Linked DNA regions of Homo sapiens: region 2 is linked to region 1. The links are chromatin contacts, found by Hi-C or POLR2A ChIA-PET in ENCODE. All regions are on one chromosome and are shown on one strand. Each heading gives the region's core, a stretch centred on a gene start or an enhancer-like site at or near the end of the contact. The rest is flanking DNA. Distances are from core to core; before and after follow the strand shown.

Evidence for each region. A loop is a pair of places that touch in the nucleus more often than their neighbours do. ChIA-PET counts read pairs that join two places held with the same protein, here RNA polymerase II (POLR2A). Pooled maps may share reads with other maps.
Region 2: a loop to region 1 is called in a map of vagina, with 2.6 times the contacts of the local background. The contact joins two enhancer-like sites. A Hi-C loop is called at or near these places in 9 of 168 maps with a recorded cell type or tissue (DLD1, HepG2, Right ventricle myocardium inferior and 6 more) and 5 of 50 pooled maps. POLR2A ChIA-PET finds 5 or more read pairs at or near these places in 4 of 52 experiments (MCF 10A, PC-9, T-cell and 1 more).

The regions. Positions count from the first base shown.
Region 1 is chr5:67,091,466-67,098,080 of GRCh38, forward strand. It overlaps MAST4 (microtubule associated serine/threonine kinase family member 4), which reads left to right. Exons shown (of 29, transcript NM_001164664.2): 7 at 4,132-4,210. Among named protein-coding and RNA genes, the nearest start is that of MAST4-AS1, 91 kb to the left of the region's middle. Within about 2 kb of position 4,131, at least 23 of the 41 ENCODE cell types and tissues checked have a DNase peak (open chromatin) inside an H3K27ac peak, as active enhancers do.
Region 2 is chr5:67,036,672-67,043,286 of GRCh38, forward strand. All of the region lies in intron 4 of MAST4 (microtubule associated serine/threonine kinase family member 4), which reads left to right. Among named protein-coding and RNA genes, the nearest start is that of MAST4-AS1, 36 kb to the left of the region's middle. Within about 2 kb of position 2,725, at least 2 of the 41 ENCODE cell types and tissues checked have a DNase peak (open chromatin) inside an H3K27ac peak, as active enhancers do.

The DNA of each region.
Region 1 (6,615 bases), core at 2,881-5,380:
TATTTAGTACTGTAAGAAAATGTACTGGTCCCAGAAAGCCTGTTTACCCAGTGAATATTAATTCATAATAGTGCTACTATTCCAAGTGGAAAGAATATCCTATAAAAATTGATAAACAAGTGTTTACTATAGTCTTTAAAACATATCTCTATAAAGGGGAGAATGCATTTAATTATTATAAGTAATAAGCAAAATGGAAATCTCATGGAGTGCATTTAAACATGACAGAAATCACGGTATCTTAATCCTGGCAGATTTATAAAAATGGAGAGAATCTAATAATTAAATAGGTGACTCAAGGACACGTGAATCTGGTTTCCATGCTATTAAAAAAATACATAACCCCCCCAGGCATGTTAATTTTTGACAAATAAACCATAAACCGTGACAGGAGATTATCACAGGAGACCTCTAGTTCATTTTGCATGAATTTCCGAATGGAACTCCCTCCACACTCTTCAAAAAGTATTAATTTAGTTTAGGACATGAGTGATCATCATTTTAAATTGTTATTCAAGTAAACAGAACCCTGTGTTATGAAAACTCAAATTGGTGTATTTTTATGTAACATCTGGGATATGTCTCTCCATTTTAGAGTTGATTTTTCCTCAGGCAACATGGAGATTCCACTCCTAGGCCTCTGTTACCTTCCATTTGGTGCACATTGCTGAGCCTTTAAGAAGTAATGTCATTTTGAGACTCCCACATTTTATTGTTTTGTAAAATTTAGTCCAATTGAGGAAATATTGCTCTGTTTTTAAAAGTAGTCTTGGGTAAAGGGATAAAAGTCTGGCTTATTAATCTTTTCTGACCTTTCTTACCTTATGTGATAATACTTCCCTAGTAGCCATCCCTTGTAACAAAATAGTCCAAGTATAGACTAGAAAGTATAATGACACAGACTTGCTTTCTATATTTTAAAATGCAGATTTGAGAGTGAAATTATCGAATTAATTTTTTACTATTAAGTAAAATAAAAGATGAAAGTGAGAACCATAGTATAGATTTTGTCTGGAGGAAGGCCACATTTTCACATTGCTAATTGTGGTATTAATTTACAATCCACCTGATTGTGGACCTACTTAATCCTTTTTTCCCTGGCGGTAAAATGGAGGTTAAAAATACTCTCGTGCCTTTCCCAGAAGTTGTGGAAGTTTATGTATTGCAGACTGCTTTCACTTTTGATGGAAACATAGAGCCCTCCAAGAAATGCTGTGAGTCTCTCCTAGTTCCCTAGTTATTATGCACTAGGTTGAATCTCCAAGTGTATTTCCACAAGCAAATTACTACAACAAACTTGCCTGCTGAGTTCAGGTCATCAGACAATTGTTGAGTACTGGGCTGGAAGTCAGGCCTACTAAAGATCATTGGCTCTGGTTGTCATTTCCAGATGATCCTGTTTTTCCTGCTCCCTTTCTGTTTTTATTCATTTGAATCTGCTGAGTCTGATCATTGTAACCTCCCAGTTACACCTTCAGAATTCTGGAGTAGATTTTAGTTATTTTAGCTATATTGGCATAGTTCAACTTGTTCCAACATCAACTAGAATATTTGGTGTATCACTCCAGGTAACTATAACAATAAATCTACTTCCTCTTCATACAGTTAGAATAGCCAGGTTGATACTGGAACTTTTCATTCTTTCTTTGTTGTATACCATATTAATCTAAATTTTTGTGAGTGGTATTGAAATGAGGGTTGTTATTTTTTTGCTGATCTTTTTTGTGTCCCGTGTTCCCATCAGATGTTTTTCCCTTCTTACTTTTTCATTTAATGTAACACCAAGATTCCCACCCACAAGGAAAAAGACTCTTTTCAAAAAAGGCTTGTTGCATTGGCAAGAATGTAGTCTTGTCTTCCTATAACATTTTGTTGGTAACTACTGCAAAGAAAAGACAACATTGTTAGCAGGATTGTACTTGTGTGATACCTTTCTTGAAAAAAGGGCATGTTCTCTCTTAAGTACTGTAGATAGCATGTATAGTAACTTCTGATGTGCAGTTGTCATGGTGATGAAAATGCAGTGGTCCTTTGTGCTCCATTTGAGTAAATAGACACAGACAACTTAGGGAACTTTATGAGTTGTAAATTATTTCTGGTCCCTGGCTGTACAGAGTACTGAGCACATTCTCGTTTAAACATCTTTCTAGTTGTGTGTTTTCTGGAGCAAGCAAATGTAATTTATGCTTCAGAACTAATAAGAACATGTCTTCTCTTGGAATTGCTCATTCATCTAAAATATGTTCATTGATAACTGAGGGGAAGGAGAGTTAATGCATCACAAAACAAAATCATGGTGGGGAGAAATTGTGTCCCTCACTCTTTCCAGAGACTAGTTTCTGATAATTGCTATTAAAGGGACTGAATAATTCTTTTAAAATCATATCCTTTTCTTACTTTATCAAATTGGAGGTGTTTAAAATATATAGTGCAGGTATGGATTCTTAACTGTTTAATAAGTAGCCAAATAAAATAATATCAACCAGTGTCCATTTAATAATCAAGTATCTTTGTAAGCATGTTATTACAATTACTTTCTTCTTAAATCATTAACATTTTCAGTTGTTTAAAAGTATTTCAAAAGAACATATAATTTATCTCAATTTCTTTTATCTGGTATATTTACATACATCTTACTTTGCTTCTTTTTTTTAACATACTTGATTCATTTGTACTCCAATCATGGTACAGAAATGACAGGTAAATTTTACTAAAATCTTAACATTGTAGTAGTTCTGTGATTTGTCCACTTGAATTTTTCCGTCTTGTCTTTGTGGACCATTTGCATTTATTGGAGGTTACACCCATGGCAGCCTATAATTTTATTTTCCTACGAATATAAATTTAGGCTAAAATGTCAGTTTTTTACGTTAACATCTAACTGTGACGTTTCTCAAATTCAAGCCTAATGTTGTTGAATTCCCTAACTTCAATTTATTGTGAATGTATCCCTGGTAAATTTTGTCCACTCTTGTCACTTGGCAAGTTAACATAATAACAAACGTAATAACACGAATTACAAAATGTCCATATATGACACTGCAATCTTATTGACCTAAAAATGCAATGTTGCTTTTTTTAAAGTGTGTTTTTCCTTTTTTTTGCCCCTTGACAAATTTGCATAGAACATTCAAAATGTTCTGTGGCTTTTAAGGCACAGTCTTGCGTTTAAAGTAATAGCTCTGGAATGCCAGAGATTTCAGAAAATTTGCTTTCTGTTGTCCCCTTCCCTTTGCAGCAGTATTGTTTCTACTGCTGCATTCACTCATCTGAGACCCTTGTAATGACCCTTATCCACAGCCAAACTCCAACTGAGAAACCACCCATTCTATCATCACTTGAAGATAAAACCACCCTTTTCATGGCTCCTGCCAGCTTTGCCTCTAAGGCTGAGGCAAACAACTTTACTCTTTGCATTAAGTTCTATCACTGGTGGAGAAGGTTTCACTCTGCCCCCACTGTTGACTGGCCAGAGCTGGGCTGCATGCTCAAAGACTCTGCAGGAGGCTTTGCTGTAACAAGCCAGGTCATGTCCGAAGGCAGTAACTCTTAAGAGATTCTAAGCATAAGGTCAGTTACTTACTTAATGCTAAAGTTATTTGACACTTCAGGCCTGAGCCAGCCATGAGCCTAATGATCCCTTCTTCCCTAAGCATGATGAGTATAACTGTTCCTTGAAAATAATAAGCAGAAAGTGTTTCGGATGCAAAGAAAGTCCCCACAGGCCCTTGTGCCATGCTGGAAGTTAGCCCCTTCCAAAGATCATTTGCTCTGGTTATCAGCTTCCAGATGAGAGTGTTTTCCTCCTGCCTTTCTGTTCTTATTCATTTGAATCTGCTGAGTCTGACCATTGTAATTATCCCTGGTATTCATTTTGTCAAAGTATATTAGTGAGACATCAATAATATGGATCAACCCATTCCCTTTCTACTTGTTTGGTTGTATTGATTCAGTTTAAATAAAAGTCAACCTACTGTATAATGTTTGTTTACCCTGACCCTTGCTGAACATTTCCACATCCTCACAGACTATGTTTGTGTCATTTGTTTGACTAAAAATACTTAGTTTCCCTGGGGTTCCCATGTGACAGTACGCCAGTGTTGGCCTAAGCTAAACTCACTTTCTCAATAGGACTGATGGACGCCGCTGGTCGTTGGCTTCTCTCCCTTCCTCTGGCTATGGGACAAACACACCCAGCTCTACGGTCTCTGTAAGTGCCTGACTTTTTTTTTTTTTTTCTCTTCCTCACAACAACAGAGCTATTACACAGGCAGTGTTTTCTCTGGGTGTTTCCTGGTAGGGAGGAGAAGATAAATTCTGCATGTCTGCCACTCTGAATAAGTGACACATCAAATGATGGCCTGACAAAAATAAAAAGGACATACTTTCGCTGCAAGCTTTTAAACTGTAGTGCATAAATTGAGTAAGTTCCAGGATCACAAGTTTGGAGGAAACTGGAAGCTTTCATTTTAATAACATTTGGTGTAGTTCGGGGGGAAAAACACAATCTAGTTTTATTGCTTTGGTTCCATGCCAGTGACATTATGCTAAAAATGCCATTGAACTTCGATAGACTGGGTCTTTCTTCCTATGTGGCTTAGATAGAGGTTTGTTTTGTTTTGTTTTCTTTCTCCTTCAAAGAAAAAAAAAAGGCAAGTCTTAATTTGTCTGTGCCTTCTAGGTAAGAACTTTCTTTTAAGAAAGAATTAAAACAACTTAGAAGAAGGTTAAGATAAATAAAGACATAGTGGAATTATGAAAATAGGATAGAGGAAAATGGATACTCTTGCCCCAAACTATAACATTTCAACAAGAGACCTAGCAATTACTGGAAACAACTCAGTAGGTTAGATGTATGTTTTTTTAGTTTATGTTAGTGATCATGTGGGATAACTGTATCTGCAGGGCTATAGAAACAAGGTGGTCATTTAGAAGGGCCTAGTAGATTGCAGGTGTTCAATATATGGAGTGATCTGGCTCTCTTTGCACCAGCAAGGAATGTGGACCTAGAGCCTCATTTTGTCAAAATCTCTGGTTTATTGTTTAGGGATATCCATCTATTGTATTTTTGATAGCCCCCAGCACTCCATTAAGCACATAGGTTTAGCCACTTAATAACACTTGAATGACAAGAAACTACAGTTAAATAGATAAATTCTAACTGGTATCACCTCTGCCTTATACTGATGTATTTCCAGAATTCCAAGTATAATAATATAACGTAGATTTTCTGGAGTACCTTTAAAACCAAATTGTTAAAAGCTGTTGGGTTATTTTTACCATCTCTTTATGGTATTTCATTGAGCAGAGGTAATTTATTTTTCTATCCATTATTCCATTTTGTTGTGATATATGAGTCTATTGTCCATTTAGATCATATTTTTAGAAACATCCTAACAACCTTAAGTAGTTTCAGAGGCATATCAGCATCAGTAAAAGATGCTTAAAAATCCTGAATAGCATGAATGAATAAAATTGTCAGTAAATAATAGTGAAGTCATCCTTGATTCTTATGGCAGTCACTATCAGTGGTTATTGGCCAATATTTTAGACGTGTCTTTTAACTCCAAATTGTTTTTTTTATTTCAACTCTGTCACCTTGCATTGCCTTCAGTCAAGTTTTATTATAACTTGGACATAGAAGTCTCTCTTTTGCAAGAAAAATAGGGGTGAGTTCAGGATTTGTATTCTTTCCATCTTTAGTAAGTCATTCATCATTTTTAAAAGTGAATCCATAAAAAAAGGTGAGCTACATAAAATCAGACCCTGTTTGGTACAAATAATGTTTAAAATAATTTTGTTTTATAAATACTTGTTATATGCCAGGTGCTTGTCTAAATTCTTAAAATGCATTGGCTCATTTAATCTTAGCAACATCCCCTATCATGTAATTGCTGTTGTTTTTTTCATTGTATGGGCCAGAAATCTGAGGCACAGAGAGACTGTTTAACTGAGTGACTGTTTACTGTTCCCTTGTTTTCTCAGTCAGAATACGGTAAGCAGTTTTAGAACCCAGCATCTTGGCTCTTTTAAAGGAATTTACATGGCATTTTTTCAGATAAACCTTGTAATTAATAAAGCTGACCTGGTCGTCAGTCAAAATGAAATCGTTGCTGTCTCTAAATTCTGTATGTGCCTACGGAAGACACCCCCAAGACCATTTTTAGTCATACACACATACTTTGTGTTTCTAACAGCTCTTCTCTGAAGTGTTTATTTTATTGAAGACGTTAGTATCATATAATTATTAGGCTCAATATTCCTATTTTTTCCTCCAAAATGAAATTTTAGCTTCCAGAATTACTCCTTTTGCCAATAGAGAGAAGGAACTATTTAGATGACGGACTGCAGGTGCTGTAGTGTGAAAGTTCAATTATTTTTTTCTCCTTATTGATTGTTGATAAAAGTGATGAGCGAAAACTAGGAAAGCTACTTCTCTATTTTTCTCAGTTTCTTTGTGTTTCTATTCTTTAAATATTAGGGCAAAAACTGTGTAAAACTTCTTAGTAGTTGCAGGTTTTTCTTTTCTAAAGCTAAGCTGAATCACTCTTAGATTCTTATTTCCCTGGGTTAACTGTTAGTCATTTAGCCAATCAGAAATTTACTTTAACTGTT
Region 2 (6,615 bases), core at 1,475-3,974, 56 kb before region 1:
TACCGTATTGTATAGGGAATAATGACAAGAAAAAAATTGTATGTGTTCAGTACAGATGCAATTTTTTTCACCAAGTATTTTCTGTCTGAATTTGTTTGAATCCATGAATGCATAACTCACGGATACAGAGACTGATGTTTAATATCAGTCTTTGGATGCTATATATTTTCTCTTATGTCTTTGTAAGCATTTTTGGAGTAATCCCATCTTGTGGTGATAGTATAGCTTGACTACATTTTATTCAGGGTTTTTAGGAGAAAGAGACTAATCATTTGTCCCTCACTGTCTTTTGTTCATTGTCATCCCAGAAAAAGGCCAAAAAGAAATGTATGTATAGGGGAGATTTGTTGTTAATTGGCTTGATTAGAAACAAAAACCTGCCACATAAAAGAGGTCGTTAATTCCAGGGTGGTTGTTGAGTGGTCTCCAGTAAAAAGGAAAGGTCGGGTGCAGTGGCTTAAGCTTGTAATCCCAGCACTTTGGGAGGCTGAGGTAGGAGAATCACTTGAGCCCAGGTGTTCAAGACCATCCAGGCAACATAGCAAGACCCCATCTCCATAAAATAAAAAGAAGAAACGAGAAAGTTAGTGGCTAAGCAGAGAGGTGATTGTTGAGGGTTCCAGCTTCCCAGTTCTTGGAGGGCAAGCCTGTTCTGTGTCAGGCTTAGTCCTTGTTCTCTTTTGAAATGCCCTCTTTTCCCTCTAGACTTTGTCATCATTTGATTTTAGGCTGGTGTGACTCAGACAGAACTGGATCTGTATTATGGAGTAGAGTATTAAAAATACATAGCTCATTTAGTACATAAAAAGCATTTGGAGGACAGAAGAAGCAAAAAATGAGCTATCCTAAGAAACATTGTCAACCCTATTTCTATTCCTGGATCTTATCAATTTTTAATAAAACATTTAAAAAATATCAGGGAAGCAGTTTTCTTCATTTCTATACAAATTGATTAACTCTTTCTCCTGGATGAGCTAGAGATTAATCTTTTTGAGGTAAAATCATCTCTTAGAAGAGAGAGTAGAAAACTAATCAATGTTCTTTCTCTAAGAGGAAGTTTTAACAGTTGAAAAATGACCCATCTCTGATTCAAGGCTTTGACAACAAGAGCCAGGAGAATTTGGGAGATAGAGTTATCATTTATAATTAATATATCATTAATTCTTTCTAACTATGATGCTAGACTCATTGCCCAGGGATTTTTTTTTCTTTTTTAAAACTAGAACACAAACATTAATTGTTCGTTCTTCTGGTGTTTGCCTGATACAATAATCCAAAAAAAAATTTCATAAGTGGAATTATGTTTTGTTTAACAATATATTATGGACACATTAAATAATCTTCCTAGAGACCTCTTGCATCCACCTTTTTCATATTTCTTAATGATAAAAAGAAATTTGCTTCTTTGTTAAATATCTTCTCTTTCCACAGCATTTATTTCAGAAAACACCTTAACCTATGATGGGAACACTTTGTCTACCTGGCTATTGAAATCTTTCTCTAACAGTTGCAATTCTAGTTTAGATGATTTTATATGCTGCTTTATCTTTATTTTTGCCTTTAGTTTCTCTTTTTTTTTTTTTTTAACACAGATTTTGTCAAATCTTAGGTAGACTGATTTTTATTATTTATTTTTGTCCTCCCAGTTATACAAAGTCACTTAACTGAACAATGGATCTATTTAATAATGCAAGGAAAAGTCACCCTCCCTAGACTTCCTGATTACAAACTCCTTGTAAGCACTTGTCTTGGGCCCTGGTACCAGTCCTCTGCATGGGGCAAGATACTCTAAAAACTGTTAGGGGATTTTTGGTGGAGTAACGTGGCTACTTACACATCAGAAAAACAAGTTACCTTAAAACAAGAAAACCAAATTGATGATGGTGTTGATGGAGTGGAGTGGAAGTTAACTTTGTCCTGTGAAACTGTTTATCACCAAGTGCTAGTCTTCAATTTGTAGAAAGACAGCATAACCTCATGCTTACCACTCATCTCCCTTCTTATACATTATTTTAAAATATTGACACATTTAGATACAAAAATAGGTGCTCATGTGATTTTTTTTAAAAAATAAAATGAAAATGATTTCTTATTATTTGAAATACATAGCATCAAATTTTTGGTGTACTGTCCAGGAGGCAAGCTAATAGTACAATGTGGTTTTGCTCCTTACCATATACTTTTGTGAGTTCAGAAAACATTGCAGCCTTTTGTAATAAATAGTCACTGAAGCTAGTATCTTAAGACCCAGGGCTCTGGAGAGAGATCTTTAATTTAAGGACATAGAAAACACTGTTTCTTTTATGTAAACGAGCTCCACAATTTTATGATTATACTTGAATGGAAATATGTTATGACCACAAAGCCAAAGGAATGACTCACTTGGTAGCTATCGACAGGTTTTATTTTCAAGATGGATTTAACTGCATTGTTGTTTTCAGATGTATTTTACCCTTTCAATAGGATTTAGGGTCTATTTAGAAAAATAATAAGTGGAAGTAAGCAATAGAAGAGTTCATGTTTATTTCTTTCATAGTACCGTTGATTTCTTTTCAGTAAGTTGAGGCATCCTAATTCTGGTCTTGATATGCAGTTTAATTTCATGTGGGTGAATTATTCACAATCCCTTTCAATATGGAAAGTTGACACAGTAGGGTGCCATCTGTCTATACCATTGAATTTCTGCTTAGCAGTACTTCCATGTGAAGGTCAGGGATTCCATAGCTTTCATAAGCAGGAATCCAGGGACACAGTGAACAGGAACTCTCTGAGTCACTGCAGGGAATGCAGAATGAGTTTAGGTTGGGTGTCTGGTGAATATGGTGAGGAGGAATTGATGTGTTATCCTGGAGCTTGGAGTACTTACTGATAAGGACCAAATCTCAGGCTAGGGACGAATGAGTTCCTCTCATTAAACAGAAGGCTGGACCTGTGAGAAACAAGTGTTCGTACCTATAAGAGGCAGGCAGGAGATCTGAAAGTGACTGAAACCACAGTTAAACTTTTCCTCATTAACTGAAGCACTGTGTCTCATCCCATCTCCTGCCATAGTTTTAATCTAATCCACACAATTTAGTGAGGCCTCTTTCTACACACAGATCCCTCTCCTGTCTGCTTTCTTAGAGTCTAGGGAGTTCTTGGAGGATAGTAATGGTGGAAGATACCAGACTAAAGGAATAACATCTTGAAAGAATAAGTGCAACAGAAGAATCTACAATTTGGGGTTACAAGGCTATAAGATTTGTAAATATAAGATTTTTTACTGTTGAGTTTGCTTTATTTTGAGATTTTATATATATATATATATATGTGTGTGTATATATATATAATATAAACTTATCTCACTAATGCAGTCAGTGTATCTTATTCTGATTTGCTGGCCAAATTTGCTTTCTGACGCATGTTACAATGTGGGCATTAATTCTTCTTTTCCCCAAAGCCAGTGCTATACAAGGATGCTTCATATCACAAATCTGATTTCTGGGTTCTCTTGAACACTGAGAGTGAGTTATCTAGAAATAAGAAACCAGAAAAGTCATATAAAAAGAGGCATGATCCAGAAATATGGATTTGATTTTGAAATCCACTAAAAAACAATAGAACAAAAAAAAATCTGCTGCATGCATAAACACAGTTCTCTCCAGAGAGCTGTGTCTGGCTAGATCTGTTGGTTTGGGCAGGCATAAGGAAGGAAGTGCCTGGTTGACCTGGGTAATTCATATGTTGGATCATCTACCTATGGATCTTTGAGAATACACTGTGGAGGAAGGAGCGTCTATATCGTGTCCACATCCCACCTGTCTACCATGAGCCTGAAAAATCTGTACACAAGTGTATCCTGGGATAAAACTCATGCCCCACTTGGTGATACTGGACTGTCTGTCCACCAGGGTCAGACTTACTGCCTCCGGAAAAACCTCACAATCTGATGTAAAGCTCCATAGCTTGAACTATCTCTTGTACCTGACCCTCATGCTACAGACTCAAAAGTCTGGTTTGGTTGGTATCCTAAGTACCAGCTCCATCTCTTAGCTGTGGATTCCTAGTTACCAAGCTCATGTGATTTCTATGTATGACCAGAATGGTGAGATATTAATTTATAAGTGTACATATAATCATTATTGGGCCTAGGCCCTTCAAAGGTCTTATTCTCTGCTTTGTAGACAGTCTAGCAAGATTGTTAAAAACACAGGTTCTGAAGGCAGACTGCCTGGGTTTAGATCCCGGTTCTCCCACTTACTAGTTCTGTGATCTTGGACAAGTTACTGAACTTCTCAGTTCTTCAATTTTCACATCTATAAAGATGTGGATAAAAATAAGTCCTACCTTATAGGATTGTCATGAAAATTAAACCATTGCTTGGAGTGTGTTAAACGCTTTGTCAGTGTTAGCAGTTATTATTATTATTTTTAATCACTTTTGGGCAGACCTCTCCATGAAGCTAATAAGAAGGTTGTCTGGGGACCATGGTAGCAGAGCAAGATTGGGCTGATGTGCACGGTTTTGACAGTTGTTCCAAAGCACTGAAGTCTGTTGAGTGCAGTCCCTTGCATGTTGCTCCACCTTGATGTTGACAATTAGAAGCCATTGGCCAGTGTTTGAGTGGATACTTTGAACTTGTGGTTCTGAAGCTTTTGTTTTTCTGTGTTTCTGAAACCCACCAATTATACTTCTTACTGGTACCTTCTTTCTATAACTAGGATAATGTTTACATTTACCATCAAGCCTTGCTGCCCTAGAACTAACCTCTTGTATGAAAACGAATATGCCTGAGAGAATGTATACCAGGGATAAAGACCAAATATTTTATTTTATTCTTTTTTCTTCCACAACATCAAGTACTCTAGAATTATTTTGATGGCCAAGATTTATAAAGCACTTGCTGTGTGCCAGCACTATCATAATTTCTTTACATAAATTATCTCAGTTAATCTCCACATAGCCCTCTGTGGTCATTGATATTCTTTTGCTTTTTGTGACAAAGTCTTGCTCTGTTGCCCAAACTGGAGTGCAGTGGTGCGATCTCAGCTCACTGCAACCTCCGCCTCCCAGGTTCAAGCGATCCTTCTGCCTCAGCCTCCTGAGTAGCTGGAATTACAGGCCTGTGCCACCACACCCAGCTAATTTTTGTATTTTTAATATAGACAAGGTTTCGCCATGTTGGCCAGGCTGGTCTCAAACTCCTGACCTCAAGTGATCTGCCTGCCTTGGCTCCCAAAGTGCTGGGATTACAGGCATGAGCCACTGTGCCTAGCCATGATTATTGATATTATTATCCCTGCTCTACAGATCAGTAAATTGAGGCTTAGTGGGTTTGGAATTCAACAGTAGATCTACTAATGGCAAGTCCTTGTATTTCATGGCTGCATTCTCTTAAGAAACTGAGTCCATTTAATTTAAAACAGAACTGTCTCTTCCTTTGTAGAACAGTTACTGTATGTTCACATAAGAAGTAGTCAAGTATATCCATATGTCTCATGCAGATTTCTACCTTCTAATGTACCCTGGTTGTGGGAGCCACTTAACCTCCCTTCTTAGGCTCTGTTTGCCACTAATTGGTGGTGCTACGTTGGCAAGTCACTTCGTTGTCTTCCAGACCTAAAATTCTGTTACCCCACAAATAACAACAGCAAGGAACACTCATTACCCAGACTGAATACTGAGCATCTTAAAGACCAGCGTCTTCTGGTAATTCCCCAGTCCTCCTGTCTTTAGCAACAGAATTGGTTCCTTGTGGCCAATTTCATCTTTGCAAAATGAGAGAATGACTAAGAAAACATTAGTGGATGTAAATGAGGAAAAGAAAAGACATCTGTCAAGTTAATTAAGGGAAAACATTCCTTTGACCTCTTTTTTTTTTTTTCCGCGCTTTTCACCAAGGTGGGCTATTCTTCGCTCCTTAGAGACTACTTCCCTTTTCGTGTTAGAAACAAATAGTAGGGACCAAGCACTAAAGTATAGGATAAACACGCAACTAATTTTAATATCCGTTTGGCAGTTTTCCTGTTGCTTCTCCATTCAGGAAACATTTTCTTCTACTTCTGCCCATTATCACAGCTTTGACATTCATGTCATTAACAGAATGTCATTTTGCAAGATACTGAATTAGGAGCAGCTAGCAACAAAACATGCTGAACAGAAAGACACTGGCTTTTTGCCACATGACTTCTCACAAAAAAGAACAAAGTGGAGCTCTGGTGTCGGTTTCTTATATTTGTATGTTTGTGTTCCGATTGTGGAGGCACATGAAATCAGGGACAGTTCACTTGTGGGCAGAACGTTATGCCAAACTGCTATATAAAAGCCAAATGCTGTAGAGCTGGGAGGTGTTAAATAGTCATGCTGTTCATTCTGGGCTTGAAATAAATTTCTGTTGAATGTCATAAAAGGAGATTTGGTGGTCACGGAAGTAAACCCCCTTCCCTTTTGTGGGTCAAAAAGAAGTGGTCCTTGGGTCCTCGGAAGCAGAAGGAAGGAAGAGACCCTTTTATTTTTTTGGTTAGTGATTAGCTATGTAGCTAAATTATAGACTAAAATATATTCACCAAATTAAATAGTTCTAGTGGTAGCAAGTTAAACTGAGATTTAATTTCTGTATAGAGAAGGCTGAAATGG